Linked DNA regions of Homo sapiens: region 2 is linked to region 1. A link is a loop called in an ENCODE intact Hi-C map of the cell type or tissue named here. Cell type or tissue: PC-3. All regions are shown on one strand. Each heading gives the region's core, and the rest is flanking DNA. Links, peaks and the distances in the headings are about the cores only.

Region 1 (15,663 bases), core at 7,283-9,782:
CAAGACCAGCCTGACCAACATGGAGAAACCCCATCTCTACTAAAGATACAAAATTAGCCGGGCATGGTGGCAGGCGCCTGTAATCCCAGCTACGCGGGAGGCTGAGGCGGGAGAATCGCTTGCACCTGGAAGGTGGAGGTGGTTGTGGTTGCGGTGAGCCGAGATCCCGCCATTGCACTCCAGCATGAGCAACAAGAGCAAAATTCCATCACAATAAATAAATAGGAAAGTGCCTAGTGTTCATCTCTGCCACTGGAATAGACACAATACCGAGCACAGACCATGCCTACCTTTATGCCACATGCACAAATAAATATTTGTCAGCTGGTCACAGTGACAGGGACTGAGCACACATGTTCAAGATTGTATTTCCTGATGAGGTCTTAAAATTCTGGTTTTCTGTTTCATTGGTTCTGAATGGTCTATGTGTTCTAGAGAGCAGACCAGGGCTTATAAGGCTGAAATTTCATTGTGAAAATTATGGTGCTTAATCTGATTTCTCAACTGAAAGGAGAAATATTCCCCCTTGACATAGAAGCAGGTCACAGGGTCACCTCTGGGGAAAACCAGCTTTTCCCCGAGGGCTTAGCCCAGGGCCTTTCCGGCACCCAGATCGCATCTTCTTAGCTGTGCCCCAGAGAATGAGGTCGAGATTGTGATCTGAAATATTTTCAAGGCAGGTGCTGCTTTTCATGCCCAAAGAAGGCATGCCACTTCAGAGCTAGAACATTCTGTTGCACATAAATTAGCTGTAAAACTTGCCCATCAATAAAGTCAGATAAATCATGGGGTTGTGCTTGTGTTTTTCTTTTTAAGGATCAAATTAAAGTTTGGGAAACATTCGCTAAAGATAATGTTATTAGATCTGGAATGTCAATCTCACGTCATTTTTTCCCTTAAATGCTTAATTTTTTTAATGACAAAAATAACTTTTCCCTCCACTTAATAATTTAAACATATTTCCTATAGATCTGCCTTATTCTTTTTAGTGGCTACAGGGTGTTCTGCAGCATAGTAGTATTAATACTTTATTTGGCCATTCTTCTATTGTTCATCATTTATGTGGCTCTGGTTTTGCTGTTGAGAGTGCAAGGCTGGGCACGATGGCTCATGCCTGTAATCCCAGCACATTGGGAGGTCAAGGTGGGAGGACTGCTTGAGTCCAGAAGTTGGAGACCAGGCAGGGCAACACAGTAAGACTTCATGTCTCAATAAAAAATAGACTGGATGCTGTGGCTCACGCCTGTAATCCTAGCACTTTGGGAGGCCAAGGTAGGAAGATTGCTTGAGCTCAGGAGTTTGAGACTAACCTGGGCAACATAGTGAGAACCTTTCTCTGCCAAAAAGAAAAAATTAGGCATGGTGATGAGCACCTGTGGTCCCAGCTGCATGGGGGACTGAGGCAGGAGGATCGCTTGAGCCTAGGAGGTCAAGGCAGCAATGAGCTATGAGCTATAATTGCACCACTGCACTCTAGCCTGTGTAACAGTGAGACCCTGTCTCAAAAAAAAAAAAAAAATAGTGCTGGGATCAGCATTTTTGCATGTGCGTGAGTTTTGCTATGAAATAGATTTTAGGGAAGAAGTTTCTGCAAAGTAGTCCTTGAAAGAGGTTGTGTCAGTTTCCATTCCCACCCACAGTGAATGTGATGCCAGTATCGAATATTCTCAATCTCTTTAATTGTTTACCACCTAGCAGGTGGAAAATAATCTCCCTTTATCCTATAATCACTCTTGAGGCTGAACATTTTTTAAAAAAACTTTTAGGGCAGGGTGTAGTGGCTCATGCCTGTAATCCAAGCACTTTGGGAAGCCGAGGCAGGTGGATAACTTGACGTTAGGAGTTTGAGACCAGCCTGGCCAACGTGGTGAAACTCTGTCTCTACTAAAAATACAAAAATTAGCCAGGTGTGGTGGCAGGCGCCTGTAATCCTGGCTACTTGGGAGGCTGAGGCAGGAGAATCGCTTGAACCCAGGAGGCAGAGGTTGCACTGAGCCAAGATTGTGCCACTGCACTCCAGCCTGGGCGACAGAGCGAGACTCTGTCTTAAAAAAAAAAAAATGCAAAAAACTTTTAGGTTCAGGGGTACATGCACAGCTTTGTTGAATAGGTAAATTCGGGTCATGGGGTTTGTTGTATGATTTTGTCACACAGGTACTAAGCCTAGTACCCATTAGTTATTTTTTCTGATCCTCTCCCTCATCCCACCCTCCAGCAGACCCCAGAGTGTGTTGTTCCCCTCTGTGTGTCCATGTGTTCTCATCATTTAGCTCCCACTTATAAGTGAGAACATGCAGTATTTGTTTTTCTGTTCTTGCATTAGTTTGCTAAGGATAATGGCCTCCAGCTCCATCCATGTCCCTGCAAAGGACATGATCTTGTTCTTTTTTATGGCTGCATAGTATTCTATGGTGTATATGTACCACATTGTCTTTATCTAGTCTGTCACTGATTAGCATTTAGGTTGATTTCATGATTTTACATGGTGAATAGTGCTGCAATGAACACACACATGCATGCGTCTTAATGGTAGAATGATTTATGTTTTGGGGAGTATATACCCACTAATGGGATTTCTAGATTGAATGGTATTTCTGTCTTTAGGAATTTGAGTAATCGCCACACACTGCTTTCGACAAGGTTGAACTAATTTACACTCCCACCAACGGTGTGTATAAGTGTTCCCTTTTCTCCACAACCTCACCAAAGGCTGACCATTTTCAGTATGCTCACTGTCATCGATTTTTTTTTTTTTTTTTTGAGACAGGGTCTTGTTCTGTTGCCCAGGCTAGAGTGCAGTGACATGATCACCGCTCACTGCAGCCTCAACTTCCTAGGCCCAAGTGATCATTTTGTCTCAGCCTCCTGAGTAGCTGGGACTACAGGCACAGGCCCCCATGCCTGGCTTATTTTTAAATTTTTTGTAGAGGCAGGGTATCACCATTTTGCCTAGGTGGGTCTCAAACTCTTGAGCTCAGATGATCCTCCCTTCTCAGCCTCCCCAGGTGCTGTGATTACAGGCATGAGCCACCACACCAGCCTGATATTTTTTATGTGAACCTTCTCTTCATATCATTTCCTGTTGGGCTGTATGTCTTTTTCTTGTTTGGTTATTTATATTTTTATTACCGATTTGTAGGAAGTTTTTATGTTGGCATAGTATCCTTGGCTAACTATTTGTTGTAGTATTTTTTTGTCAAGATGATGCTTGTCTGTTGGTTTAACTTGTACAGTACACTTCATAAGTCAGAAACTATGAATCTGTTTTTTGAGTTGAGGTTTCACTGTGTTGTCCAGACTGGTTCTCCCCTGGACTCAAGTGATCCTCCTGCCTCCACCTCCTGAGTAGCTGGGATACAGGTACTTGCCACCATACCCGGCTCCAGAAATTGTAAATCTTTGATGCAAAATCTGACAATTTTTACTTTTGTTTTTGTTTTGTTTTTTTGATACAGGGTCTCCCTCTGTCTCCTAAGCTGGAGTGCAGTGGCACAATCTCAACTCAGTGCAGCCTGGATCTCCCAGGCTCAAGTGATCCTCCCGCCTCAGACTCCCGAGTAGCTAGGACTATAGGCACACGCCATCATGCCTGGCTAATTTTTATTTTTTGTAGAGATGGGGTCTTGCCTTGTTTCCCAGGCTTTTCTTGAACTCCTGGGCTCCAGCGATCCTCTTGCCTCGGCCTCCCAAGGTGCTGGGATTACAGGCGTGAACCAGCCTCTCTTGTTATCTTTTTCTAGTTTCCTAACCCTACTTTGCAGCCATTTTCTGATTTTGTCTACTATAGATTAGATTTGCCTATTTTTGAATGTCATATAAATGGAATCACACAAATGTATTCCTCTGTGTGTCTTTTATTCAACATGTTCTTCGAGATTCATCTGTATTGTGTGTGTTGTCAAAGATAAAGCTGGACACTGAAGTGGTAAGAACCAATTTTCATCAGTAATAACGATTGCAGTTTAGCCAAATTCAATCCAGTGTGAACTGAGCTTAACTTCAATTTGCATAGACAGGACAGGGTGTTTTACAAGGAGAATGAGAAAGGGGCTCAGTAGAGTCAGGGAAGTGAAAAATCACAAAAAGTGGGGAGGGAGGGTTGGTCCTGTGAAACCCATCTGGGTTTGGTAACTGGCCATTAAGGAAGTTAGGCTTCTGCCCTCCCACAGAGAGTGGGAGGCAGGCCCTGTCTTCAGTAGTGTTGGCTGAAACACAGTAAATTCTATAGGCAGCTTTGAGTTTTCTCAGACAGGCAGCTTACTGGGGGCTGGGTCATCCAAAGGATGCAACCTTGAACTATTGGAAACCATGTTTTTAGGCTGGGCGCCGTGGCTCACGCCTGTAATCCCAGCACTTTGGGAGACCAAGGCGGGTGGATTGCTTGAGGTCAGGAGTTCGAGACCAGCCTGGCCAATGTGGCAAAACCCCATCTCTACTAAAAATACAAAACTTAGCCAGATGTAGTGGCACACGCCTGTAGTTCCAGCTACTCAGGAGGCTGAGGCAGGAGAATCGCTTAAACTTGGGAGGTGGAGGTTGTAGTGGGCTGAGATCATACTGCTGCACTCCAGCCTGGGCAATAGAGCAAGACTCTGTCTCAAAACAAAAACAAAAACAAAAAACAAACAAACAAAAAAGGCCAGGTGCGGTGGCTCCCAGCACTTTGGGAGGCCAAGGTGGGAGGATGGATCACTGGAGCCCAGGAGTTCGAGACAAGCCTGGGTGACATAGTAATACCTCCCTCTCTACAAAATAAATAATTATTTTTATATTTTTGAGATGGAGTCTCACTGGTTCACCCAGGCTGGAGTACAGTGGCACGATCTCGGCTCACCGCAACCTCTTCCTCCCGGGTTCAAGTGATTCTCATGCCTCAGCCTCCTGAGTATCTGAGATTACAGGTGTGAGCCACCACACCTGTAATTTGTGGCTAATTCTTGTATTTTTAGTAGAGATGGGGTTTCATCATGTTCGCCAGGCTGGTCTCGATCTCCTTACCTCAAGTAATCGCCTGCTTCGGCCTCCCAAAGTACTGGAATTACAGGCGTGAGCCATGGCACCCAGCCAACAATTTGTTTAAATAACAACAAAAAGAAACTATGTTAGTGTTTGCTCAAGTCTTTTTTTTTTTTTTTTTTTGAGACAGAGTCTCACTCTGTCACCCAGGCTAGAGTGCAGTGGTGTGATCTCGGCTCACTGCAACCTCTGCCTCCTGGGTTCATGTGATTCTCCTGCCTCAGCCTCCCAAGTAGCTGGGATTACAGGCTTGTGCCACCAAACCCGGCTAATTTTCATATTTTTAATAGAGACAGGGTTTTGCAATGTTAGCCAGGCTGGTTTCAAACTCCTGACCTCAGGTGATCAGCCTGCCTTGGCCTCCCAAAGTGCTGGGATTACAGGTGTGAGCCACCGTGTCCAGCCTGATTTTTGTTTATTTATTGGCTTTTTTGATTTTGTTTTTTTGTTTTTGTTTTTGTTTTTGTTTTTGTTTTGTTTTTTTGTGACTTGCTCTGTCACCCAGGCTGGAGTGCAGTGATGTGATGTGATCACAGCTCACTGCAGTGCTGACCTCCCCAAACCCAAGTGATCCTCCTGCCTCAGCCTCCCTAGTAGCTGGGACTACAGGCATGCACCACCACGTTCTGCTAATTTTTAAACTTTTTGTAGAGTTGGGGCCTGTCTCTGTTGCCTAGGCCAGTCTAGAACTCCTGGGCTCAAGTGACACTCCTGCCTCGGTCTCTCAAAGTGCTGGGATTACAGGCACGGGCCACCATGCCCAACCTTGCTCAAGTCTTTATAGGCCAAGGTTAAGGCCTAGTTGAGAAGAGGGGTCAGAGGAGCTGGCTAGAGTTTGGTCAAGGAGACAGTCTTTGCCATTGGAAAGTCATTTGCTCCTTTTTGAGTTGTGTGAATATAGGATTTGTTCATCCATTCACCTTTTGATGAACATTTGGGTTGTGTCCAGTTTTGGACCAGTGTAAATTGGCTGCAATGAACATTCTTAATTTATTTCTCTTAGATAAATGTTTAGGAGTGGAAGTGCTTAGTCATAGGGTGGGGACATATGTAACTACCACACTAATATCCAAAGTGATTTATCAGTTGACACTTCCCACCAGCTACATAGCAGAACTTGCAGTTTCTCCATATCCTTGTTAACGTTCTGTATTGTCCGTGGGTGTGAAATAGCATCTCATGGTTTTAAGTCATATTTCCCTGGCGACTAATAAGCGCTTTTTCATGTACTTATTGGCCATTCCCATGTCATCTTTTGTGAACTGTCTGTTTTGCACATTTTTGTTGGTGATACTGTTGTTTTATATTTGTTGGAGTGTATTATATATTCTGGATAGGAATTTTTTTTTTTTTTGAGATGGAGTCCCACTCTGTCACCCAGGCTGGAGTGCAGTGGTGCAATCTCGGCTCACTACAACCTCAGCCTCCCAGGCTCAAGCAATTCTCCTGCCTCAGCCTCCCAAGTAGTTGGGACTATAGGCATGCACCATCACACTCGGCTAATTTTTCTATTTTTAGTAGAGACGGGGTTTCACTATGTTGGCCAGGCTGGTCTTGAACTCCTGACCTCAGGCGATCCTCCCACCTCGGCCTCCCAAAGTGCTGGGATTACAGGCATGAGCCACTGCGCCCAGCCTGGAATATTTTTATCAGATATATATATGTTGTAAATACACACACACACACATATATACATGAAACATATATATATATGAAAATGTAAAATACCATTTGCAATAGCATCAGGCCAGGCACGGTGGCTCATACCTGTAATCCCAGCACTTTGGGAGGCCAAGGTGGGAGGATCCCTTGAGCCCAGGACTTTGAGCAACATAGGCAACATAGTGAGACCTTGTCTCTACAAGAAAGTGAACCAAATTAGCTGGGTATGGTGGCGAGTACCTGTAGTCACAGCTACTTGGGAGGCTGAGGTGAGAGGATAGCTTGAGACTGGGAGGGTTGAAGCTGCAGTGATCTGTGATCATACCACTGCACTCCAGCCTGGGTGACAGAGAGATCCTGTCCCAAAAAAAGAAAAAAGGAAAAACAGCATAAAAACAGTAGCATCAAAAATCATTAGAATAACTCTAATGAAAGACATGAAAACACCTTTACCAGAAAAGTATTGTGAGAGAATACTTTTACTCTCTCACTAAAATATTGGTGAGAGAAATTAATAAATACTTAAATAAGGAAGAGGTTACTTTGTTCATATATTAGAAGACCTGATATTAAGATGTCTGTTCTCCCCAAATTGATCTATGGAGTCAATGCAATCCCAGTTAAAATCCTATTTGTTTTTTTTTTTGAAGAAACTAACAAGTTGATTCTAAAATTTATATGGAAATGCAAAATATCTAGAATAGCAAAAAAAAAAAAAAAAGAGCAAAGTTGGAGAACTTAAACTGCTAATTTTTTATACCACTTAATTTTAAGACTTACTATAAAGCTACACTAATCAAAACATTGGTCTTGACATCACAATAGACAAATATATCAGTGAAACTGAGTCCAGAAATAGACCTGCATACGTACTGTCAGTTGATTTTTGCCCAGAGCGAGTAAGTCAATTTTCTGGTGGAAGGAAGGAAAGTCATTTAATTTCTTTTTTTTTTTTTTAAGAGAGGGTCTTCCTCTGTCGCCCAAGATGGAATGCAGTGGTATGATCATGGCTCACTGCAGCCCCAGCCTCCTGAGCTCAAGTGATCCTCCCACCTCAGCCTCCCAAGTAGCTGGGAATGCAGGTGTGTACTTCCATGTCCAGCTAATGTTTTGTTGTTTTTTGTTTGTAGAGACAGGGTCTCACTGTGTTGCCCAGGTTGGTCTCGAACTCCTGGGCTCAAGCAGTACTCACACCTCAGCCTCCCAAAGTATTGGGATTGTAGGTGTGAGCCACTGCCCAGCCAGGAAATTATTTTTAATGAATAATTCTAGATCAACTGGATATTCACATGAGGAAAGAAATTAACCTTCACCCCATCTCATGCCATACACACAAATTAGTTGGTAATTGTTCATAAACCTAAACATAAAAGCTAGAATCGTAAATCTTACACATGAAAACATGGGAGAATATCTTTGCAACCATGGGGTGGGCAGATATTTTGTGAGTAGAACACAAAATGCACTTACTACAAAGGAAAAATAAATACATTAAGAAAATGTACAGGCAAACCATATAATATTTGCAATACGTGGTAAGGGTTTTATTCTTTTCCCAAAGTACTTTGGTATTACTCAGGTCTGTGGCATCTTGCATGATATTCTGTATTTACTGGCTTTTTGTTGAGTTAGATACAGAACATTGATCCAAGAGAATTTTCTGATTGGGTTTCCCCATTTCTTTTACCTTCGTGTGAATGTTGCTCCCTTTGCCATTTATGCTTTGCCCAATATTCAGTGACTGCTTACAACAGAGACAGATTTTAGATCATATTATTCTTTGTAAAGTAAAGAGACATTAGATGAAAGCAAAAGGCAACACGGGCAGTCTCCTCTGGAAGGGAATTGCAGCCTATATGAGTCTTCCTGGTTATTGAGGATTGAGGCTCAGCTTTTTAGGTGACTCAGCATTTAAGTCCTGGCACATTAACTATATACTAGCCACAGACCTGAAAGGAGGAAGGGAGACGAAGCCTAGCTCTGTTTCAGTACAGCGTCTTTTGCCCTTAAGACTGCTTCCTGGCCAGGCGTGGTGACTCATGCCTGTAATCCCAGCACTTTGAGAGGCTGAGGCGGGCGGATCACTTGAGGTCGGGAGTTCGTGACCAGCCTGGGCAACACGGTGAAACCCCGTCTTTACTAAAAATACAAAAATTAGCCGGGCATGGTGGTGGGTGCCTGTAATCCCAGCTACTATTTAAGTCCTGGCACATTAGCTGTATACTAGCAACAGCCCTGAAAGGAGGAAGGGAGACGAAGCCTAGCTCTGTTTCAGTACAGCGTCTTTTGCCCTTAAGACTTTGCTTCCTGGCCAGGCGTGGTGACTCATGCCTGTAATCCCAGCACTTTGGGAGGCTGAGGCGGGCGGATCACTTGAGGCCAGGAGTTTGTGACCAGCCTGGGCAACACGGTGAAAACCCGTCTCTACTAAAAGTACAAAAATTAGCCGGGCATGGTGGTGGGTGCCTGTAATCCCAGCTACTCGGGAGGCTGAGGCACGAGCATCAGTTGAACCCCGGAGATGGAGGTTGCAGTGAGCCAAGATCATGCCACTGCACTCCAGCCTGGGCGACAGAATGAGAGTCTGTCTCAAAAAAAAAAAAAAAAAAAAAAGATTTTGCTTCCTGCCTTCCGTTTATAAACCAATAATAAAACCAACAGGAAATAGAAACTAAAAATGAAACTAAAAGGTATAAAAGAACAATAGAATTAAAGTTGGAGGTAGTGCCATATCTTACAGACCACAAGCAGCATGCAGTTGAAATTCTAAATCTGAGATTTTAATGCTGAACATAGTTGAATTTTGCAATCTCAAATACATGTACAGTGATGCCTTCGGGTAACAGCTGCCCGCATATATGGTGGTGGCGGTCCCACGGGAATTTTTCAGCTCTATTATCTTATCACCTAGTGACGTAGCTGTCCTAATGTCTTAGCACGGTACATCACTCATGAGCTTATGTGGATGCTGGTGTAAACAAACCTACCGTGCAGCCTGTCCTATAAAAGTGTAACACATACAATTATGTACAATACATGAAACTTGATCATGATAAAAAACTGTGTTAACGGTTTATGTATTTACTATGCTGTACTTTTTATTGTTATTTTAGAATAACAACTTGCTGACTCACCCAGAGCAACTACTTATTAACAAAAAGTTAACTGTAAAAGCCCTCAGGCAGGTCCTTCAGGAAATATTCCAGAAGAAGAAATCATTATCTTGGGAGATGTCAGCTCCATTCATGTTATTGCCCCTGGAGACCTTCCAGGGGAACAAGATGTAGAGGTGGTGGAGAGTGATATTGATGGTGCTGACTCTGTGTAGGCCTAGGATAATGTATGTGATTGTGTCTTAGTTTTTTTTTTCTTTTTTTTTTCTTTTTTTGAGACAGAGTCTGGAGTGTAGTGGCACGATCTTAGTTCACTGCAACCTCCACCTTCCAGGTTCAAGCGATTCTTCTGCCTCAGCCTCCTGAGTAGCTGGGATTACAGGCATGTGCCACCATGCCTGGCTAATTTTTTGTGTTTTTAGAAGAGACGGGGTTTCACCATGTTGTCCAGGAAGGTCTCGAACTCCTGACCTTGTGATCTGCCCACCTCAGCCTCCCAAAGTCCTGAGATTACAGGCGTGAGCCACTGTGCCTGGCTAGCATACACTGCTTTTAAAGTTTACACAGTGTAATGTCCTGCGTCTTCACACTCACTCACCCCTCACTCACTGACTCACCCAGGGCAACTTCCAGCCCTGTAAACTCCATTCAGTGCAGGTGTCCTATAGAGGTGGATCATTTTTAGCCTTTTATACTGTATTTGTAGTGTACTTTTTCTATGTTTAGCTGTGTTTAGATACACAAATACTTAACATTGTGTTACAGTTGCCTTCATTATTCAATACAGTAATGTGCTGTAGAGATTTGTAGCCCAGGAGCAATAGGCTATACCATGTAGCCTGGGTGTGTAGTGGGCTGTACCATCTAGGTTTCCGTAAGTGCTCTCTGTGCTGTCTGTACAACGAAATCACCTAAGAATGCATTTCTCAGAATGCATCCCCATTGTTAAGCAACACATGACTTTATGCGCACAAACAGATACACACACGTACACATACGCATATCATTTAAACAACTCAAGTGTTATGAGGGATAAAACAAATGTTCAGGGGTAGGAACATCTAAATCCAGGTGGGTATGTTTCAAAACCCACATTATGGCTCACGTCTCTAATCCCAGCACTTTGGGAAGCGGCAGTGGATGGATTCAACACCAGCCTGGGCAACAAGATGAAACCCCATCTCTACAAAAAATACAAAAATTAGCTGGGTGTGGTGGTGTGTGCCTGTAGTCCCAGCTACTTGGGAGGCTGAGGTGGGAGAGACACCTGAGCCCAGGGAGGTTGAGGGTGCAGTGAGCTGTGATCACACCACTGCACTCTAGCCTGGGCAACACAGTGAGATCCTGTCTCAAAAAAAAAAAAAAAAAAGAAAAGAAAAGAAAAGAAAAGAAAAAAAAGGAAGGAAAACATACATTAAACCTTCAGTTACCTAGTTAATAGAATTAAGTTCCGCAGCTGAGGAAACTGCCTCAACCTAGATCTATAAAGCTGAGTCTGCCTTGTAGGGTCCTACGAGGTTTGTGTGTGTTCATATTTGTCAAGCATTTGGAATAATGCCTGGCACATAGTAAGCACACGGTGTCACTTAAAGAAGTAAATGAGGCTCCAGCTTGATCCTTATAAGCTGGGTGAATGGGGAGGCCCCGTCTCATTCCCTGAAGCCTCAGATGAGGAAATGGCTATTGGAGGGGATTTCACACCTTTCAGAAGGACCCATTGTTCCAATTGAGCTCTTGGAGATAGGACTCAGTCAGTAAATGCTTCTTGAATGAGTAGGTGGTTGGACCAGATCAGTGTTTCCCGTGGGAGGAATGTGAGATGGTTTTGGGTGGTACACAGATGTTTTACATGTTAATAGATATTTATTACAGCATTGTGCTAGCAGAAAATATTGGGCAGCACATTTGACCTGAGTGTTTTTTAAAAAGTGAGTGATTTAAAAACACAGTAACTTGAACAGGCAGCATGTGAATGTCATGGAAACTGAAAGCATTTGTGGATTGAAAGAAGAGTGGGAAAATCTCTGAGGTCTTTCCACATCTGAGACGTTTGGTTCTTTGAATCCGGGCTTTAAATATGAAATCAGGATATAAAAATAGAAGTGATATTCTCTGGGTTTTGTGAGCAGAGATGTGTAATGGAAATTGACAGGCAGAACTGGATGTGCAGCCTCGTGGAAGGTGCAGAGATAACAGTGTATTAACACTTTGGTGTCTGCTGTGGGCAGCCTTGCGTGTGTATACATCATTTAACAAAATTGGGAACATCCTATACATACAAACAATAATCGGGTTGGTTCACCTGATACTGTAACTCTGTGTTCAGTTTTAGATGGGATCATTTGGTCATTGTATATGTGTGTGTTTCAGGCTTTTTGTACCTGTCGTCGCAGTGCCTTGCAGTATGACTGTGCCAGTTTAAGCTTCGGGCAGCTCAAGCACCCTCTTCCTCGTCTTGGCCAATGCCAAGTTAGATTAAACAATACTTTTGTTGACAATTTGATAGGAGAAATATAACTCTCTGTTTTTACTTTCATTTCGGGTTTTTTACATTATTGATAAGGCTGAGCTTTTGGTGTGTTCATTGATCTGTTGTGTTTCTTTTGTGAACTGCCCCCAAGTTTGCCTTTTGTCTTAATTTTTTCCTCTGGGATTTTAGGGTTTTTTATTTATTTGTTTTTAAGAGTCCTTCATAATGTAAAGATGTTAGTATTTTGTGACATGTTAGTTATTTCTCCTAGTTTATTTTAGAGACCGTCTCGCTCTGTCACCCAGGCTGGGGTGCAGTGGCGCAATCCTAGCTCATTATAATCTTGAGCTCCTGGGCTCAAACAATCCTCCCACCTCAGCCTGCCAAGTAGATATGACTACAGGCATGCACTACCGTGCCTGGCTAATATTTATTTATTTATTTATTTATTTATTTATTTATTTATTTATTATTTTTTGGTAGCAATAGAGTCTTGCTATGTTGCCCTAGTTGGTCTGAAACTCCTAGGCTCAAGCAGTCCTCCTGCCTCAGTCTCCCAAAGTGCTGGGATTACAGGCATGAGCCACCATGCCTAGCCTGTGTTTCCTAGTTTAATACTTGCTTTTCATGTTTGCTTGTGATATTCACACTTACTGTATTTCTTGTTGTAAAGGTAAATATTTGATTCATTCTGTGACACACCTGCTCTTCCATTTAATTTGTTTAAGGCTAATGAACCATTTATCTTCTTATAAACTTTATTTATTTATTTATTCATTCATTTATTTATTATTTTTTAGATGGAGTCTCACTCCCGTTGCGCAGGCTGGAGTGCAGTGGCACGATCTCGGCTCTCTGCAACCTCCACCTCCCAGGTTCAAGCGATTCTCCTTCCTCAGCCTCCCGAGTAGCTGGGATTACAGGTGTGCGCCCAGCTAATTTTTGTATTTTTAGTAGAGATGGGTTTTTGCCATGTTGGCCAGGCTGGTCTCGAACTCCTGATCTCAGGTGATCCACCTGTCTCAGCCTCCCAAAGTGCTAGGATTACAAGCAAGGACCACCATTCCCAGCCTTAAACTTTATTTCTATTTTTTATTTTTTTGAAATGGGGGTTTCACTTTGTTGCCCAGGCTGGACCTACATTCCTGGGCTCAAGCAATCTTCCTGCCTCAGCCTATAGAGTAGCTGAGACTACAGGCACGTGCCACCATGTCTGGCCCATTTAACTTCTTTGAAATCAGATGTGATTGGTTCTCTGTGTCCTGCAGTCACTGTCAGTTGTCATTACCTGTGCATGCTTACGTGGTTGTTATTCCTGGTGGCATGGCTGGGCAGCTGTGACTGCAGCCCCTGGATGCTTTAGTCCTCATACCACTTAAGGACCATTTGAAGAAGGAGCACAAATCCTGATTGTTGTTCAAAAACTGTCTATTCATTACTTCTGATGAGATGAAGAAAGAGCCAGCATTAAAACTTACAGAGCGAGGGCCAGGGCTCAGAAGACAATCTCAGAGAGGACAGTAAAGATCTCTCTCTCTCTTTTTTAAAAATTTTTTTGAGACGGAGTCTTGCTCTGTCACCCAGGCTGGAGTGTAGTGGTGCGATCTCGGCTCACTGCAACCTCCGCCTCCAGGGTTCAAGCGATTCTCCTGCCTCAGCCTCCTGAGTAACTGGGACTACAGGCATGCGCCACCACGCCCGGCTAATTTTTGTATATTTAGTAGAGACAAAGTTTCACCATGTTGGCCAGGATGGTCTCGATCTCTTGACCTTGTGATCTGCCCACCTCGGCCTCCCAAAGTGTTGGGATTACAGGCATGAGCCACTGTGCCTGGCCTAAAGATCTCTTAAGAAATGCCATATCACCAAAGCCCTTGAAAGCACAATAGTCCATATTGTATGGAAACTCAGACATCCTGAAACTGAAGACAACCAGCCTTTCCCATTGATCTTTTCCTTTTCATATGTGTGCAAGAGAGAGAAGTGATACCAGTCTGTTTTAATAAGTCCAAAAGAACTTTTCCAATAAACTCACAGTTACAATTATTTGGCAGTGTTTTTTCTTTCTTGGGAGTACATCTTAGGATTGATGCCTTCTTATTTGATGAAATACGTCATATGGTTAGTGTAGAAAATTTAGGAAGGATAAACCCAGAAATCAGAGAGATAATCATTTTCAGTATTTAGGTATCAATCCACTAGTAATTCTCTGTGTAATATAGATACATATGTATGTATTTACGGGCACATGTGGTACATATATTTTTGGCCTTACCTCTTTCTCTTAACATTATATCTGGAATGTTTTGCCATGTCTGATTTTCTAGTTTACTTTTTAAATGATGGGTTAGTATTTCAGTGAATGGATACACTGTAATTTGTCCAGTTACTCTCCAGCTGATGTCCTGTAAATCCTGAAACTTGCTGCTTGTCTCCCTTCAGAACTCCCATCAGCAGCGCCCGACAGCACTCTCCTCCTCACTGCCCAACACTGGGTGGCAAATCTTTTCATCTTGGCCACTCTGATAGGCTGGACAGTGAGATCCTTCTTCCTAGGGCGCATGGAAACCTGTTGCAGTCACCTGGGTTTGCGGAGTGGGAGGAGGAAAGTGTTAGGGGCACTAGAGGTGGGAGACGGTGGGAGTTGCTGGCTGGGTGTGTTTGCATTATGGACCCGTGCATCTCACCACTCTCTACCACTGTGCACCACTGTGACCATGGACAGGGTGCTCCTGAGGTCAGTCCCAGATGCCCACCAGGCGCTGCGTCCTGAGCCTGCCTCTCCCTCTGGCCTCCTCTCCAGTTTCTTACTGTCCTCCGGCCTCCCTGCCTCCTTTCTGTACTGGAGGCTCAGGTGTGTTCCCTGAGTCTTTCTGCCTGCCCTTCCTCCTGTCTAGAATGCCTTTTGGACACCTGACTCTCCCATTCTCCAGGGCTCGCCACGGCCATCCCGTTCTGAGAGAGGCCTCCCCCTATCATCTTCATCCTCTCTACGAGTCACTGCCTTCATTCCTCATCATCTTGTAATTATCTGCCTCTCCTTTCTCTCCTTGTTTACCACTGTACCCCCAGTGCCTAGCACTTGGCAGACACCCACATGTTCCTTGACTACACTAGTCGTATTGAATAGTGTAAGGAATCCGGAGGTGAGAGAATAGAAGAACCTGCTCTTTATTATGCAAGAGAGTAGTTTTGTAAGTCTACCAAGTTAGGGCTTCCAGAGGGAAGCATTTTGATCAGCTTTTCAACAGAGTTGCTTAGCAGTGGGGTGAGTGCCTTCCTCAGGGGAGTGGTCACGTAGTGATATTGTTGCAATGGTTCTTGCACTGGATGCTGGGGTTGGCAAGATTAGGCTTCTTCCAACCCTTAGAACTGTGGGGTGTGTTCTCATCTGTGGGTTTC
Region 2 (15,663 bases), core at 7,051-9,550, 70 kb before region 1:
ACAGAAGGGTATACCTTCCCTCCTACAATAAAAACTGCTTTGTTCTTACTTATATAAATTATTTAAAGAATACATGACAATTGTAAAAAAAAAAAAAAAATCCAAGTAATTCAGAAAATACACTCTTTTTAGATAACTACCATGGACGTTTTGGTGACCGCCTGTAAACGATGTGACTAAGAACTGAAAGGGTCTGGTCAGAGTTTCTAAATCTGAGCCAACACCTGGAACACAGAAGGGACCACATTCTTTCTGTCCAAGATTAGGGGAATAGGCATTGACCCTATCAGTTGCTTTTTTGTTAATGGCCCTTTCTGCCATCCAACTCCAGCCTGACACCTACTAAAAGGAAGATTCTCCAGCAACCTGGCGGCCTTGACCCCACTTTCTCCCAAGGAGTCTCAGCCGGTCTCCTAGCGGATGAGCCATGCCATCAACGCTCACAGTTCCTCTCACAGGTCCTACATACACCACCTGGCCCAGCCACTTCCACCAATCTACATGGCACTTGGCACTCTGAAGGCAGCAACTCTTACCCCAGGAGAGAGTCTTCCAGCTGAGTCGATGCTTCTTGCATATTTTGAGCAAGAGCTGTCAGAGGCAGTTTTTTCTGGAAGATAGAAGACAGTGTGTGTTTTTCTCATTATTTGATACCCATTCTCAATGATCTTTTTCAGATCATCATTCATTAATTTCTCCCTCCAGGCAAATTACACAGGTAGGAGACAGCCTGTCTGGGTTCAGGTTCTGGTCTCACAGATATTAGTTGTATGATGATCTCTGTTTCAGTTTGGGGCTATCTGTTGACTAAAGAAAACATATCAAGTACCTAACACATTGTAAGTATTCAGTAAATGTTAGCTGCTATTATTATTATTGCTGTTGTTGTTGTTCTGCTTATTATTATTTTTGTTTGTTTTTTTGGGACAGGGTCTGAGTCTGTCACCCAGGCTGCAATGCAGTGGCATGATCTTGACTCACTGCAGTCTCCACCTTCCAGGTTCAAGCAACTCTCCTGCCTTAGCCACTGAAGTAGGTGGGATTACAGGCCTGCATCACCACGTCCAGCTAATTTTTGTATTTTTGGTAGAGATGGGGTATGTTGACCAGGCTAATCTCAAACTCCTGAGTTCAAGTGATCTGCATGCCTCAGCCTCCCAAAGTGTTGGGATTACAGGCATGAACCATCACGCCCAGCCTGTTCATATTATTATTAATGAATCAAAGCACACTATGTTCAAGGCACTGGGGACATGACAGAGACATAGACCTTGCTCTCTAAATGGTTATCCTGACAGGTAAATGCAATGAAGTGCTCAATTTCAAAAGCTTTTGCTAGAACACTCATTCTTAAATTGGCTTTTTTTTTTTTTTTTTGAGGCAGAGTCTTGCTCTATCACCTAGGCTAGAGTGTAGTGGGGCAATCTCGGCTCACTGCAACCGCCGCCTGCCAGGTTCAAGTGATTCTCGTGCCTCAGCCTCCCCTGCTGTGATTATGGGCATGCACCACTTACACCCAGCTAATTTCTGTACTTTTAGCAGAAACAGGGTTTTGCCATGTTGGCCAGGCTTGTCTCAAACTCTTGACCTCAAGTGATCTGCCCTCCTCAGCCTCCCAAAGTTCTGGGATTGCAGGCATGAGCCACCGCACCCAGTCTAAACTGGCTCTTAATTTGGCTATCATTCTAAAATGTAGCTTTATTTAAATACCTAAAAACTTCTAGCTAAAGAGCCAGTTTTTGTAATATTTTTAAATACAAAGCCACTCATTTTCCTATCAGAGATTTGTTTTCCAGCTGGCAATGACCACAGAATCACCTGATCTAATGTTATAATCATACAGTCAAGGAACCCAAAGCCGAAGGAGGTCAAGTGGCCTGGCCAGGCATCCCAGGGAGACGCAGGAAAGTCAGACCTGAGTGCTGATGGCCCGGGCCTCTGTTCAGTGTCTTCCCTACGGGCCAATGGCTTATCTCAGGAGAGGCCTGGCAATTACAAGTGGGCTGGTTATAACGTCATAATCTGCTAACAAAAAAATGCTTTCAATTCTGCAGCATCCCATGTAATTTCACCTGCCCAGCAGAAAGGGCATTCATGTTAAAAACACAGGGTCCACCCCTGACATGTCACTTGCCTCTTCTGCCTCCAAAGGGCTCCATCTGATACAATCACATATGCACTGGCTTGTACTGGACAGAATATCTCTGCAAGGCTATACAACAAACTACTAAGAGCAGGGGCTCTGGAGGAGGGAACTGGGTGCCTGGGGAAATGGGCTAGGAGGCACTTCACTGTAAGTTCTTTTGTATATTCTGAATTTTGACCGTGTAAATGTAGAACCTATTCAAAACAGTAAGCTGAAATTTAAAAATAAACAGAGGCATTTACTCATTTCCCCTCTCCCCAAATTATTGATTTTTAAATTTTTTGTAGAGACAAGGTCTCACTATGTTGCCCAGGCTGGTCTCAAACTCCTAGTCTCAAGCAATCCTCCCACCTCGGCTTCCTACAAAATTATTTTCAAATAAATAAATAATGGGCTCCATCTGCACTACAAGGAGACTATTCCCAGCTGCCCCATTTCTGGACAAGGAAGACATGAGAATAATAGGGGATAATTCCTACCTTTTGGTTATGCTGCCTTTCTAAAGGAGGTTAAATACCTATTAAAGATCAATGCAATAATCAAGACAAATATATTGTGCAACTCTGGAACTCTAGGAGTCTATGGAAAAAAAATAATAGAAAACTCTATTTTGACAAGCATCACTCAAGATGGCAGCTGTAAATAGTTTTGTGGTTTCCCTAACCTGACCCCAAAGCCACAACAATCTTGTTTCCTATGTACATAAATAAGGAAACTCTGCTTAACATATGGGCTCATTAATCAAGTATCAACACTGAACTCCTCCACAGGGAGGGCTTCGTGCTTCCTAGAGGTGAACAGCTTTCTATCATCAGGGATAATTTTTTTTTTTTTTTAAGACAGGGTCTGGCTCTGTTGCCCAGGCTGGAGGTCAGTGACGCGATCTCAGCTCACTGCAACCCACTTCCGGGGTTTTGCCATGTTGCACAGGCTGGTATCGACTCCTGAGCTCAAGCAATCCACCCACCTTGGCCTCCCAAAGTGCTGAGATTACAGGAGTGCAGCACCATGCCTGGCCAGGGATGAATTTTAAATGCTCTAAAGACTTAATTTGTAAAATGCATGCCAATCGCACAAAAAGAAATAATTCTCTAATCTAATAATCTATCTTATCTGACCCACGACAGTTCTGCCATGTCAATGGTGGCTGGGCTGCAAAGGTCACCTGCCTCATGTCTCTCTCTTCCCTTCTATTCTTGCCTCTTCCCATGCAGGAAGCATGTTATGAGGCCTTTGGGAGGTTCCTCCTGTGTTTTCTAGAGCCCTGGAGACTGCTGCAATTTTCTCCATATTAGTCTTCTCTCACCATTGTTGTGGTAACTCCTCTTCCCAAGTGCAAAGTGTAGGCATCCTCAAAGCCCTGTCTTTGGCACTTTCGTTTGACGTTGGAAAAGGAAAGCTAAAGCATTAGGTTTCAGAAATGAGGGCCAAGCACTTTGCCCCAGCTGCCTGGAATATTCCCACCACCTGCCACTAATTTCCCTCCTTTATAGGGCAGACACCACCTCCTCCAGGAAGCCTCACCTAACTACCTCCCTCTTCCTCTGGTACCCATTCTGGGCCCCCCATAAAACCCTGTGCATGTTTTATTGAGCATCTTGTTTTATAATGATCCATTTGTATGTATCTCCCCCATGAGACCATGAAAACTTACATTTCATTCATTTTATATCTCCAGCACTTGTACACAGTAGGTGTTTGATAAATATTTGTTTCTATTGAATATATGTCTTGGACTGCGTCTCAAGGAAGACAACAGGAACTAGATAGAACTGTGAGGGACAGTGACATATTTGGGGACTGGTGAGTGTTATGTGGCTGGCACAGGGTGTGAACGGGAAGCAGCAGGAGACAATGAAGCTGATAAGGAGAAATGGAATCAGCTGAGAAAGGGCTTAAGTCATCTAAAGAGTGTGGACTTTATCCCAGGCAATGGGAACCAGCCAGTGTCCCTCAGAAGAAGCACTTCTAACATTAAGATACTTCCTGTGTGGAACTATTTCACCAGGCACTACAAAACATTTAGCATCTTGGCCAGGCACGGAGGCTCACGCCTATAACCCCAGCACTTCGGGAGGCCGAGGAGGGAGGATCACTTGAGGTCAGGAGTTGGAAACCAGCCTGGTCAACATGGTGAAATCCTGTCTCTACTAAAAATACAAAAATTAGCCAGGCTTGGTGGCGTGCACCTGTAGTCCCAGCTACTCGGGAGGCTGAGGTGGGAGAATCGTTTGAACCGGGTGGTGGAGGATGCAGTGAGCCGGGATCAACCACTGCGCTCCAGCCTGGGCGACACAGCAAGATTCCATCTCAAAAAACAAACAAACAAACAAAAAATGCTTAGCATCTCGGTTCACCCTCCAAATGCCAGTGGTGCCTGCCAGTCCCTGTGATGACCGAACTGTCTCTACACATTTCCATATGCCCCCAGGGGTGTAATTCTGGTCCCTGTTAAGAACCACTGAGCCAAGATTTTTTTTTTTAGGCAGGAGGATAATAGGGTTGATTTGTGTTTCAGGAAATTGACTCTGGTGATCAGGTTGAAGACAGACTGGAAAGGAAATTACAGACAGGAAATGTAGCTCAGGAGGTGACTACAACAGTCCAGGTGAGAGGGAGTCAGGTCTTGCATTAAGGCCAAGGTGGTAGAGATGCAATGGAGATGAGCAATTTAAAATATTCACAGAGAGAAATCAAAGGACTTTCTAATTAGGCAGTTATGGGGTTTGGAGGATAAAATAAAAGCGAGGCCCAGCACAGTAGCTCATGCCTGTAATCCCAACACTTTGAGAGGCCAAGGCGGGAGAACTGCTTGAGCCCAGGAGTTCAAGACCAGCCTGGGCAACAGATGAGACCTCATCTCTACTACGAAAAAAACAAACAAACAATTAGCCAGGCTTGGTGGCGCAAGCCTGTAGTCCCAGCTACTTAAAGGTTGAGGTCGAAGGATGGCTTGAGCCCAGGAGGTTAATGTTGCAATGGGCCGGGATCGTGCCACTACACTCCAGCACGGACAACAGAGTGAGACCCTGTCTTGAAAATAAAAAATAACAAGGAATATAAGAAAGCCCCCCAGTTTCCAGCCTGCATAAAAGGGTGGATGGAATTCAGAGAGTCAACACAGAAGGAAGAACTGATCATGCATGCTAGAATAGACATCTAAGAGAGGAAGTTTTTTGCTTGGTTGAAAATGGCTTAGAAGTCACTGGCATAAACACATCAGTTAGAAGCCATAAGAACAGAGGAGGTGGCCCAGAGAATATGACTTGGAGAATAAGAGAAGCAGAGAACTTAATGAAACAATGTGAAAAGGGTAAGCAGAGCAGAAGAAGGCAACAGAAGGACAAGGAGCTCCAGGAAGCAGAACCAGTAGGCTGGGTCTGGTTCCGAGGGACAGAGCTTTGAGGCAAGTGTGGAAGCATAGGTGTATGCAAACTTCCATTCCTATGACAGACATGATTGCAGAATCCTCACTGTTGTGCAAGAGTGGAAAAACCCTGCTGCCAGGGTGCCCCATAAAAGTCTGTAGGAAACATAAAAGGGTAACACAGATCATCTGCATACTATTAATAGTTCTCACTTTTGAGACACCTGGTGACAATACACCAAATCATAGCTTCCCTGTGTGTCACCGAAACTGTCACTTCAATGTTGCATGGGGTCTAAGGTTTACCGCATGCTCATAAGCTGGGGACTTGTAAAAGCAAGGATGGAACTCCCTCATGAACAAAGGCTGCTGTGCTCCACTGGCTCTACCTAGGAACTGAACGCTCTGAACAAGTGGACCTTGGAAAAGACACCGGATGGCTCTCCTAGAGTCCATCCCTCTTCCTCTCTATACTAGTATCCTGATTTTTCTCAGGGATCTACCCTGGCCTTGATAAAGTCTATGAGCTAGGAGTAGGACCACAGCCCATGCTCTAGGTCTGGGCCAAACTAACTTAAACCAATCGGCACATCCCATCTCCTCACCCCACCTCACCCCCTATCCATGGTAACTAGGGTGGAACAGAAACAGTCAAAAACGGGGAATGTAACTCCACACAAATCAATGCAATGGAACGCGCTTTCAATCTGCCAAGAGCTTGGAAAAAGCAGCTTTCTCACTCCATCAAGAAAAACTACTGGGGCCAAGTATGGTGGCTCATGCCTGTAATTCCAGCACTTTGGAAGGCCCAGGTGGGAGGACTGCTTGAGGCCAGGAGTTCTACATCAGCCTAGGTAACAAAGCAAGATCCCCATCTCTACAAAAAAATTTAAAAAATTAGCCAGGCATGGTGGTGTGTACTGTGGTCTCAGCTGCTTGGGAGACTGAAGCAGGAGGATCTCTTGAGCCCAGGAGTTTGAGGCTGCAGTGAGCTGTGACTGTACTACCACACTACAGCCTGGGTCATGGAGTGAGACCCTGTCAGGAAAGAAAAGAAAAGAAAGAGAAGAGAAGGGAAAGGAAAGGGGAAAGGGGAAAGGGAAGGGAAGCAAAAAGAAAAGAAAAAAGAAAAAGAGGCGAGAGGGGAGGGGAGGGGAACTACTGGGAGAGAGGCTCTCTACTCCCACTGGCCACACTCAAGGAACAAGCAGCCCATAGAAGCTGCCAATAGCCAACTTGCCATCATGAGGATGCCTGTCTAGGGACAAAGCAGACACTGAGGGCACAGGAGAGAGAAGGAAAGAAACTGGGTTTTTCATTACATTACTAAAATGTTAGATAAACCCTGACCTCAAGTCCATCCCAACCTCTGGACTTTTCAGTTAGCAAACCAATACATTACTTCTACTTCAATGTCAATTTAAGACAGGCTTTCCGCTTTCTGCCAGCAAAAGATGCATAACCGACACAGCCATTCTCTTATCAATGACACATGATCGTGGAGCTTTTAAAAGCACCTGGAGAAGATTCCGTGTAAGGAGGGCTTCCAGCCCAGCGATGTCTTAAACACAAAAGAATGCTATGGTCACGCAGGTGTCATGAGCGTGCTTGGTGATAGAAGTCACCAAAGGCTGATCCACTGATGCCACTTAGGACAACCAACCAATCCAGGGGTTGAAAAGCCTCAGAGAGACGCAGGAACTGTGGGTCTGAGTCACATCTGATACTCACGTGTCTCCTCTCGGCATCGGTGCCATGCTGGCCCTGGAAACATGCCACCAAGCGCTTATGGGAATGGTGGCATATTGACCGCACCGTGTCCAGGCGTCTCTCAATCTGACAAGGCAGAGACAAAAGAGAACAAATTCATCCTCTTTCTTTTGTGGTGTCTGCATGCTGGTAGGAAAAGCATGGCTGAATCTACATGCAGGGAAAAGGGATGATCTTGGCTACACCTTGCTATCACACTGAGTGGCGCCAGTCAGTTTACACACTACAGCACCAGAAAAGCACCAGGTTGGACCAGGCAGAAATGAAAATGAATGATCCGGGCCCAGACCCACTGCCAACTGGAAAAAACCAGAGATGCCAAAGAGCTCTCTCCAGTTCATGGCAACTGAGCCTTCCACACAATGTACATCAGACAGAAGCAGCAAAATAAACGTTCCACAATTTAACTGCAAGATCTGTGTTTTCAAAATTATTCCTTATTGGGTTTGGGGTGTGTGTGTGTGTGTTTTAAATAAACCTCTAAAGCAGAATGGACAGTCAGCAATAAGAAACACTGACTTAGGGGACCCACGCATCATAAGCAGCTTCCCAAAATACTATTGCTAGAATATGGCTGTTTATGGCAAAGAGAGCCGCTTTTTACAGGAAGGAATGCCAAAAATGTGTATTCTGATGACTCATGAAGAATGAGAGCAGGCCCTTTGGGATGCTTTCTATTTTAAAGATAAATCAACAAATTCAAAACAGAATACATTTGACCCCAAACCATTTTACGCATCGAGATGGTCTGTGCCTCTTTCTCAAAAGGGCAGCGTTTCTTCAGATCCAAGCCCATAGCCCCAGGACTCAGGGCTGGCAGGCAATGGGAGATTTAGGAGCAGATTCCACATTACCTTCCCCAAATCTTGCAATGACCAGATTTTCAAACATTAGAAAACTAATCCACATTCATTTGCCACCAGAGAAAAGCAAAAAATGAACAAATTCCATGATTTAATTTTGATTCCAATTTCCACTAGAATGTAAACTCCACAAGGACAGAAGCCTGGATCTGTTTTGTTCACTGATTTCTCCCAGTGCCTGGGACGTTATCTTTCACAGAAACAGAAGGTGCTCATTTAATATTCGTTGAGAGGGCCCATGTCTACTGAGTTCCTGTGCAAGGTATTCAAGAATCAACAGCAAATAAATGCTGGTTCTGCCCCGCTGGGATGCACAGCCCCCTGGGGAAATGCCACACAACTGCTCTAACAGAGACTGAAAAAAAGGCAGAAGAACACAGGGCAAATCAAGGGATGTTTCACGTCAGAAACAGACAGTCTCTGTGGCTTGCAGTGGCAGTAATAATAATAGATCACTAATATCTAGCACTTACCACGTGCCAGGCTCCGTTCCCAGTGCTGTTCCTGCTTAACTCATTAAACCCTCCTAACAACCTGTGAGGTGGATAAGGCCTTTCCCTCAGTTTAGAGAAGTGGAAACTGAGGCGCAGGGAAGTTCAGTAAATCCCTGAGGCCACAAAGCTAACCAGCGCAGACGTGAGATTCGAACCCAGGTAGCTGGGTTTCAGATCCCCTTTTCATCATCATGCAACAAAACTGTTTTCTTTCCTGCTCAAAATCACACTAATTAATTTTATTCTGTTTCTGGTTAAAAAAAAAAAAAAAAAAAGCCCACAGGCCTCAATTCTCACATAGGAATTTTTTTCCATCCTTTAAACAGATCATTTAAAGGAGACTATATTTTGTTACCTGTAATAGATCTTCACTAAGGACTTCTGTTTTCTCAGCTCTGTGGGAAAAATTAAAAATTCAGAGTTAGAAATCCAAAAATGAAAGGCAACTCCTAAAATTTAATAATTATTAGCCTGGAGTTTAAAGCAAAACAGGCAGAAATAAATTTAGAAGGGTTGGCAGGGGCAGTTTACCAATTTTTACATCAGAGAGCAATTTAAGCAAAACCAAAGAAAAATAACTAAGCAAAACTTTGTGGGGAATAGCAGCCCAAAACAAGAACAAATGATCCTGAGTAGTGGTTCTCAAATTTGAGCAGGCACAGAATCACCAAGGGCAGCAGGTGCTGATATAAAATGCCATTTCCCAGGTCCCTCTGGATATTCTATTCTAATTCAATAGACCCTGCATTTTTAACAGCCACTCCTTGCTCAGAATTCCATTGCAGGAGGTCTAGAGACATGGCTTTGAGAAAACACTGTTCTACAGAAGCTTAAACTTCAGTTCACAACCAGAAACGTTATGCAAAGATGCAAGCCTAGACCACCACACACAATAACAATTAGTTCCTCCTTCAAATTTCCTCTCCATCCTTACTTTGAAAAGAAACTAAGTGTTTCCACAACTTTCTCTGCTATGCTTTGAACTACTACTAATTTCATCAACCCTTCCATTAAACCAACACGGTGGCCAGCAATCAGAAGGGGGCATTCCGAGCTGGCGGAGTCTCAACTGTCAGACCATAATAATTTTTATTTTATTATTATTATTATTATTATTTGAGACAGAGTCTCATTCTGTTGCCCAGACTGGACTGCAGTGGTGTGATCTCAGCTCACTGCAACCTCCACCTCCCGGATTCAAGCGATTCTCGTGCCTTAGCCTCCCGAGTAGCTGGAATTATAGGCACGTGCCACTTCGCCCAGCTAATTTTTGTATTTTTAGAAGAGACAGGGTTTTGCCATGTTGGCCAGGCTGGTCCCGAACTCCTGACCTCAAGTAATCCGCCCACCTTGGCCTCCCAAAGTGCTGGGATTACATGCGTGAGCCACCGCGCCTGGCGTGAAGGAAATTTTTAAAAGAGAAAGAAAAAGTATGTTTCAGCTCTGAACAGTGAAGGGAGTCAGGGGAAGGCTGTCAATGAACCGGAAATTCAGAACAGGGATTGTATGATCTTGGCCGGGAACCAATGCAAGAGCAGGAAAAGCTCTTGGGCCAGAAAGTAAATGAGACCCCTAGAATGACCTCGAAATGCTGCTAAGCTCAGAGTAGTGCCAACTGTGGGCAAGGGAAAGAAGCGCACAGCTCCTCCAGTCTACACTTAAGGCAATGGCACGTTAGCCAGAACAGGGCATTGCCATGGGGGATTCTAACACTTGTCATCATGGCACTGTCCCAGTCAACCTGGAGATGCCTACAGGGTGGCTCACTCACCAGTTTCTGCAGGAAACTGGAATGCTGACCTGACTCAAATACTTCCCAGGGCCAGAGGATCAGGGCCTAGAGACAAAGCCAAGGCCCCAGCTTCCAGAGGCAGCCAATTTTCAACTCTATGAAAAGGTTCCACCAGCAACAGGCCAACATATGCTACCCTAGACCTTGCTTGGCAAGCAAGGTGCCAGGCATTGCTGAAGAGCCAAACACAGGTAGTCATACCAGTTAGGGAAGGGAAGCAGGGCCCCAGCTGACCATGAGGTCAAAGAACCAGACTCAAAAAGAAACCTGACAGTCAGCCTAGCAAGAACACACCTGGCATGAGATCGTCATAGTTTCACCATTAGACGCCCCCATTCCTCTCGCCAATGCCTCATCCCTCCTTTAGCAAAATGCCACCAGGGAATGGGTAACTTTTGCCTTTCTTCCCTAGCCAAAACCCCCAAATCTGGACAGGGCCCTGTATACCTCTCACAGAATCCACCTCAACTCTAAAATGACTTCCTTCTGTAAGTACGAGTATACACAGAGAAGTCTCAAGGCCTATTAAAATTTTCACAAGTTCAAAAAAAGAGATTCAACCTGAGAATCAGAACAAATATGTCCTTTTTCAGAGCAAATTATTTTTTAAAAAATAACAGAAGAAGAGAAGAACTTGCTCTACAATCCCAATGTGGGCTATAAGCAGATGTGGGAAAGTTAGTAATAGCTCAGAGGTATGCTAGAGCCAACTCAGACCAACCAACCATGTGCATCTTCTCCCAACTCCTTGCTCAGTAACCTCACACTGGTACTTGAAATCAAAAACATAAACAACTGCAAACAATTCAAATAGGAGCTTGGCAGTTGTTAAACAGTTATGAGCACAGTGCTGCAACAGCCACAAAGAAAATAAAGCAAACATAAAAACGAGGCAAGTATTAACTTCAGGAAAAACAAAAAGTCCACTGGAAACATAAAGATAGTCATAGTAACTAGTATGCTCAGCTGCAAATAATTGATTGGACATAATATAAATATCAAATAGTAATACAATGAAAAATTATAACTGTATTGAAAGGATGGGGGGAGCAGAAGCAGAGGGAAAGGGCCCTAAACCCTCATTTATCAGAACAGAAAGTCAACAGACAGTAACTAATTTGATAACCCAAACGATAGTTTACACATATTACTTATAATTATGAATATGAATAAATGTCACAATAAACTGTTAATATTTCAAAGTAGTTGCTTCTGGAGTTGGGAAATCTCAGAGAGTAGGGAGTGAACCCACCGTATTTTGTGGTAAGTCTTTTACTATATTATTTGACTTTTTAAACTACATGAATCACAGTTTTGAGGTTTTTTAAAAATAGCATGTTACTTACACTTTTAAGTAGCATGCTTGATTGATATGGCCAGGGGTGAAGTGTGCCTAACTTAAAGAATTGGTCCAATGTCAAGCTCTACAAATGCACAACAGAAAACATACCTCAGAGTATCTAAAATGTAAAGAAAATCAGTGTATTTCCAGCCATTTTTTTCAAATTAACTGGACCCTCTGCTTTAGAGGTACTTTACATGAAAAGGTCTGGAGGCTGAAAACTATATTGAATATATTATATGAAAATGTTAATGTACTGTTTAAAAAGAAATTTCCCCTTTGTTTCCTGTGTTTGTGGAGGCTATATATATATTACATTAATAAAATCAATTTTAGATTTGCAGGCTTAGATTTTTTTTTTTTAAATCAATTTTAGAGGTTGGGGGTGGTGGCTCACGCCTATAATCCCAGCACTTTGGGAAGCCAAGGTGGGTGGATCACTTGAGGTCAGAAGTTCAAGACCAGCCTGGTCAACATGGCAAAACCTCATCTCTACTAAAAATACAAAAATTAGCCAGATGTGGTGCCACACACCTGTAGTCCCAGCTACCTGGGAGGTTGAGGCACGAGAATTGCTTGAACCTGGGAGGCGGAGGTTGCAGTGAGCCAAGATCGTGCCACTGCACTCCAGACTAGGCAACAGAGCAAGACTCTGTCTCAAAAAAACAAAAAAAAAATGTGTAGAAAAAAATCCAAACCCAACTAGAGATTAAAAGTGATCTATAATTGGGAAGAATTACTTTTAAGTGACAAATCATGACTATGGAGTATAATACACAAACTGGAATGGCTCCCTCACACAAAGATTCTTTGCTGGCCTGTGGACTCTCCATCTTAATTTTCAGGCCTTGGTACTGTCTCCATCTATTCCAATAATGTGGTCCAAATGACCTGATCTCCCTCATCACTGTGACTGGTCCAAGCCTTGGTGCTTCCTATCGTGAACTGTTTTGCAGTGTTCACCTTTACCAGAGATATGGAAAGTCCAGCAATTATTCCACTATCGGCCAAGGTGCCCATTCAATAGGCCATTCAATAGGCCATGTACGTAGGCCACAGAAATGTGCTGGTTTTTTCTGAGAAGTGTTATCTTTGGTTGAGTTTTTGTAATTTATTAAAGCAAGGCAGGGGGCAAGAGACTGAATTCGTCAAGACATCTATAGACAAAAAAAAAACAGTAGACAAAGTGATCCAATCATAAAAAATAATACTTGATAAATCATATATATATATATATATATATATATATATATTTTTTTTTTTTTTTTTTTTTTTTTTGAGACAGGGTCTCGTTCTGTCACCCAGGCTGGAGTGCAGTGCCACAATCTCAGATCACTGCAATCTCTGCTTCTTGGGCTCTAGTGATACTCCCACCTCAGCCTACCAGGTAGCTGAGACTACAGGCATACACCACCACGCTCAGCTAATTTTTCTATTTTTAGTAGAGACAGGGTTTCACCATGTTGGCCAGGCTGGTCTCAAATTCCTGAGCTCAAGCGATCTGGCTGCCTTGGTCTCCCAGAGTGCTGGGATTATAGGCATGAGCCACCGTACGCGGCCAGATTTTTTTTTTTTTAAGACAAGGTTTTGCTCTACCTCCCATGCTGAGTGCAGTGGCCTGATCACAGCTCACAGCAGCCTTGAACTCCTAGGTTCAAGCTATCCTCCCACCTCAGCCTTCCAAGTAGCTGGGACGAGAGATGCGCACCATCATGCCCAGGTAATTTTTAAAATTTTTTTTATAGAGATGGATTCTCACTACATTGCCCAGGCTGGTCTCAAACTCCTGAGCTCAAGCCATCCTCCCGCCTCCAACTCCCAAAGTGCTAGGCGTGAGCCACTGCGCCCAGCCTAGATTGTTTTGAATCAGACATTTTGCTCCATGTTCCTAAACTTTTTGTATATGGGTTTTTTCTGCTTTGTCAGAGCCTTCTTTGTGTCCAACGTTCTGGGCTTGAAAACACACTTGAATGTTTCCTGTCTGCAACTGGAAAAACAATACGAATCAGGAAGGAACTTCCCACTCGCCATTTTACTCTGGGGTTTGTTTTTTCCTATGAAGCTATTCTGCAATTTTACTAGTCACTCAAGCAAGGCTGATACCAGGCAGGATCTTTAATTTACTTTTTGGTAAAGCACAGATTTTCTCCTCGTAATTCTCAAAGCAGCAGTGCTGCCCAGGCCTTCATAGTGCCACTTTCCCTTGACCTGGTGTGGCAATGTCCAACCCTGCAGTGTGGCTAATAGGATGTTTCACTGAGCTCACTTGCCAGGCAAGGAGAAAACAGAAATGTTTTCAATCTGGAGTAGTTCACTGTACCAAAAAGACAGAAGATGCTCAGACCAGGTGAGAGTCAAAGGAAAATTTCCAATTGGTCTGATATTTTCCATCTCTAATCATGGATTTCTGGTAGTTTCCTTCATAAAACATGTACTATGGGAGCCAGGGACTCCCAAACCATGGACACGAATGCTCAAGTCCCCGCGATCAATGCAGGCTGTGGTCTTCCAAACAATGAGCACTACCGTCCTCCTCCCTGCTAGACAGCAGGTTCCATGAGGGCAGAGAGAGAGCTCTAAAGTCATCACTCCTCCCCAGCGGCAAGCTCAGCACCTTCCTGCCACTTAAATACATACTGAGGCCGGGCGCAGTGGCTCACGCCTGTAATCCCAGCAGTTTGGGAAGCCAAGGCAGGCGGATCACGAGGTCAGGAGATCGAGACCACGGTGAAACCCCGTCTCTACTAAAAATACAAAAAAAAAATTAGCCAGGCAGTGGCAGGCACCTGTAGTCCCAGCTACTCGGGAGGCTGAGGCAGGAGAATGGTGTGATCCCGGGAGGCGGAGTTTGCAGTGAGCTGAGATTGAAATTGCGCCACTGCACTCCAGCCTGGGCGACAGAGCAAGACTCCGTCTCAAAAAAAAAAAAGAAATACACACTGAATGAATGAATGGATGTCTATCACATCTTTGGGAAAAAGGACATTCACAATGTCAAACAAAATCCAATAAAACTAGGTTGAAAAGCAGCCATAGGTGTATAGAACTGCCTTCCACAGTAAAATCCATAATGACTAAAATTGAAATGTGATATTACCTTTCAAGGTTAATCTTTTTATAAAATGGGAAAAAAAACCACAGTTGAAAATAAAAAAAAAATGTCTGTAGGGGGAGGCAAAATCCAGTTTTAAAAATTTTATGTTAAAAGAGGAGTGAAAGCCATTCCTCCAATCCCATATCCCAAAGGGTACTGTTACGAATTTGTTATATATCCTTCCCAATTTGTTTTCTAAATTTAAACTAGTGCTTCTCAACTGGAGGCAACTGTGTCCCCAGAGGACATTTGGCAATGTCTGGGGACATTTGTGGTTGTCATGATGGGAGATGCTACTGGTCTCTGTAGGCTAGAGGCCAGGATGCTACTGACTATCCTAAATGCAACCCCACACACACACACACACACTAAATAATATAAAGAATTATGAACAAGGAATGATCCAGCCCTGGATTTGTTTCCTATTGCTGCTGTAACAAATCACCACAAACTCAGTGGCTTGAACAACACAAGTATATTATATCACACTTCTTGAGTTCAGCACTTCCAACCAGGTCTCCCTGGACTACGATCAAGGTGGCAGCAGGGCTGAATGCCTTCCTGGACATGCAAGGGGAGCATCTGCTTCCTCGCCCTTTCCAGCTTCTTGAGTCTACCGCATTCCTTGGCCTCCTCCTGCACTGTCAAAGCCAGTATGGTTCACTCTGGGCCTCTCTGCCACAGTCACCTCTTCCTCTGACTCTGCGACCTCCCTCTTCCACTGCTAAGGACCTCTGTGATTACACTGGGCCCACCTGGCTAGTCCAGGCTAATCTCCCTTTCCACTGATTAGAA

Evidence for each region. Hi-C counts contacts between places; a loop is a spot of excess contacts. Peaks named below come from ENCODE experiments on the same cell type or tissue, not always from the same donor. Only the 100,000 strongest peaks of a DNase experiment are listed, where the experiment ranks them.
Region 2: it touches region 1 in a loop (15-fold over the local background); 27 of 110 quality-filtered maps call a loop at or near these places.

The regions. Positions count from the first base shown.
Region 1 is chr16:25,040,116-25,055,778 of GRCh38, forward strand. No RefSeq gene overlaps it. Among named protein-coding and RNA genes, the nearest start is that of LINC02175, 19 kb to the right of the region's middle. RefSeq lists silencers at 9,413-9,707, 15,598-15,663. In PC-3, for the core only: no CTCF peak of the experiment used is centred there; DNase peaks (open chromatin) are centred at 8,636 and 9,766; H3K4me3 peaks cover 1,781 bases; H3K27ac peaks cover 2,238 bases.
Region 2 is chr16:24,969,971-24,985,633 of GRCh38, forward strand. It overlaps ARHGAP17 (Rho GTPase activating protein 17), which reads right to left. Exons shown (of 20, transcript NM_001006634.3): 2 at 8,996-9,035; 3 at 7,245-7,349; 4 at 537-610. Among named protein-coding and RNA genes, the nearest start is that of ARHGAP17, 38 kb to the right of the region's middle. In PC-3, for the core only: no CTCF peak of the experiment used is centred there; no DNase peak of the experiment used is centred there.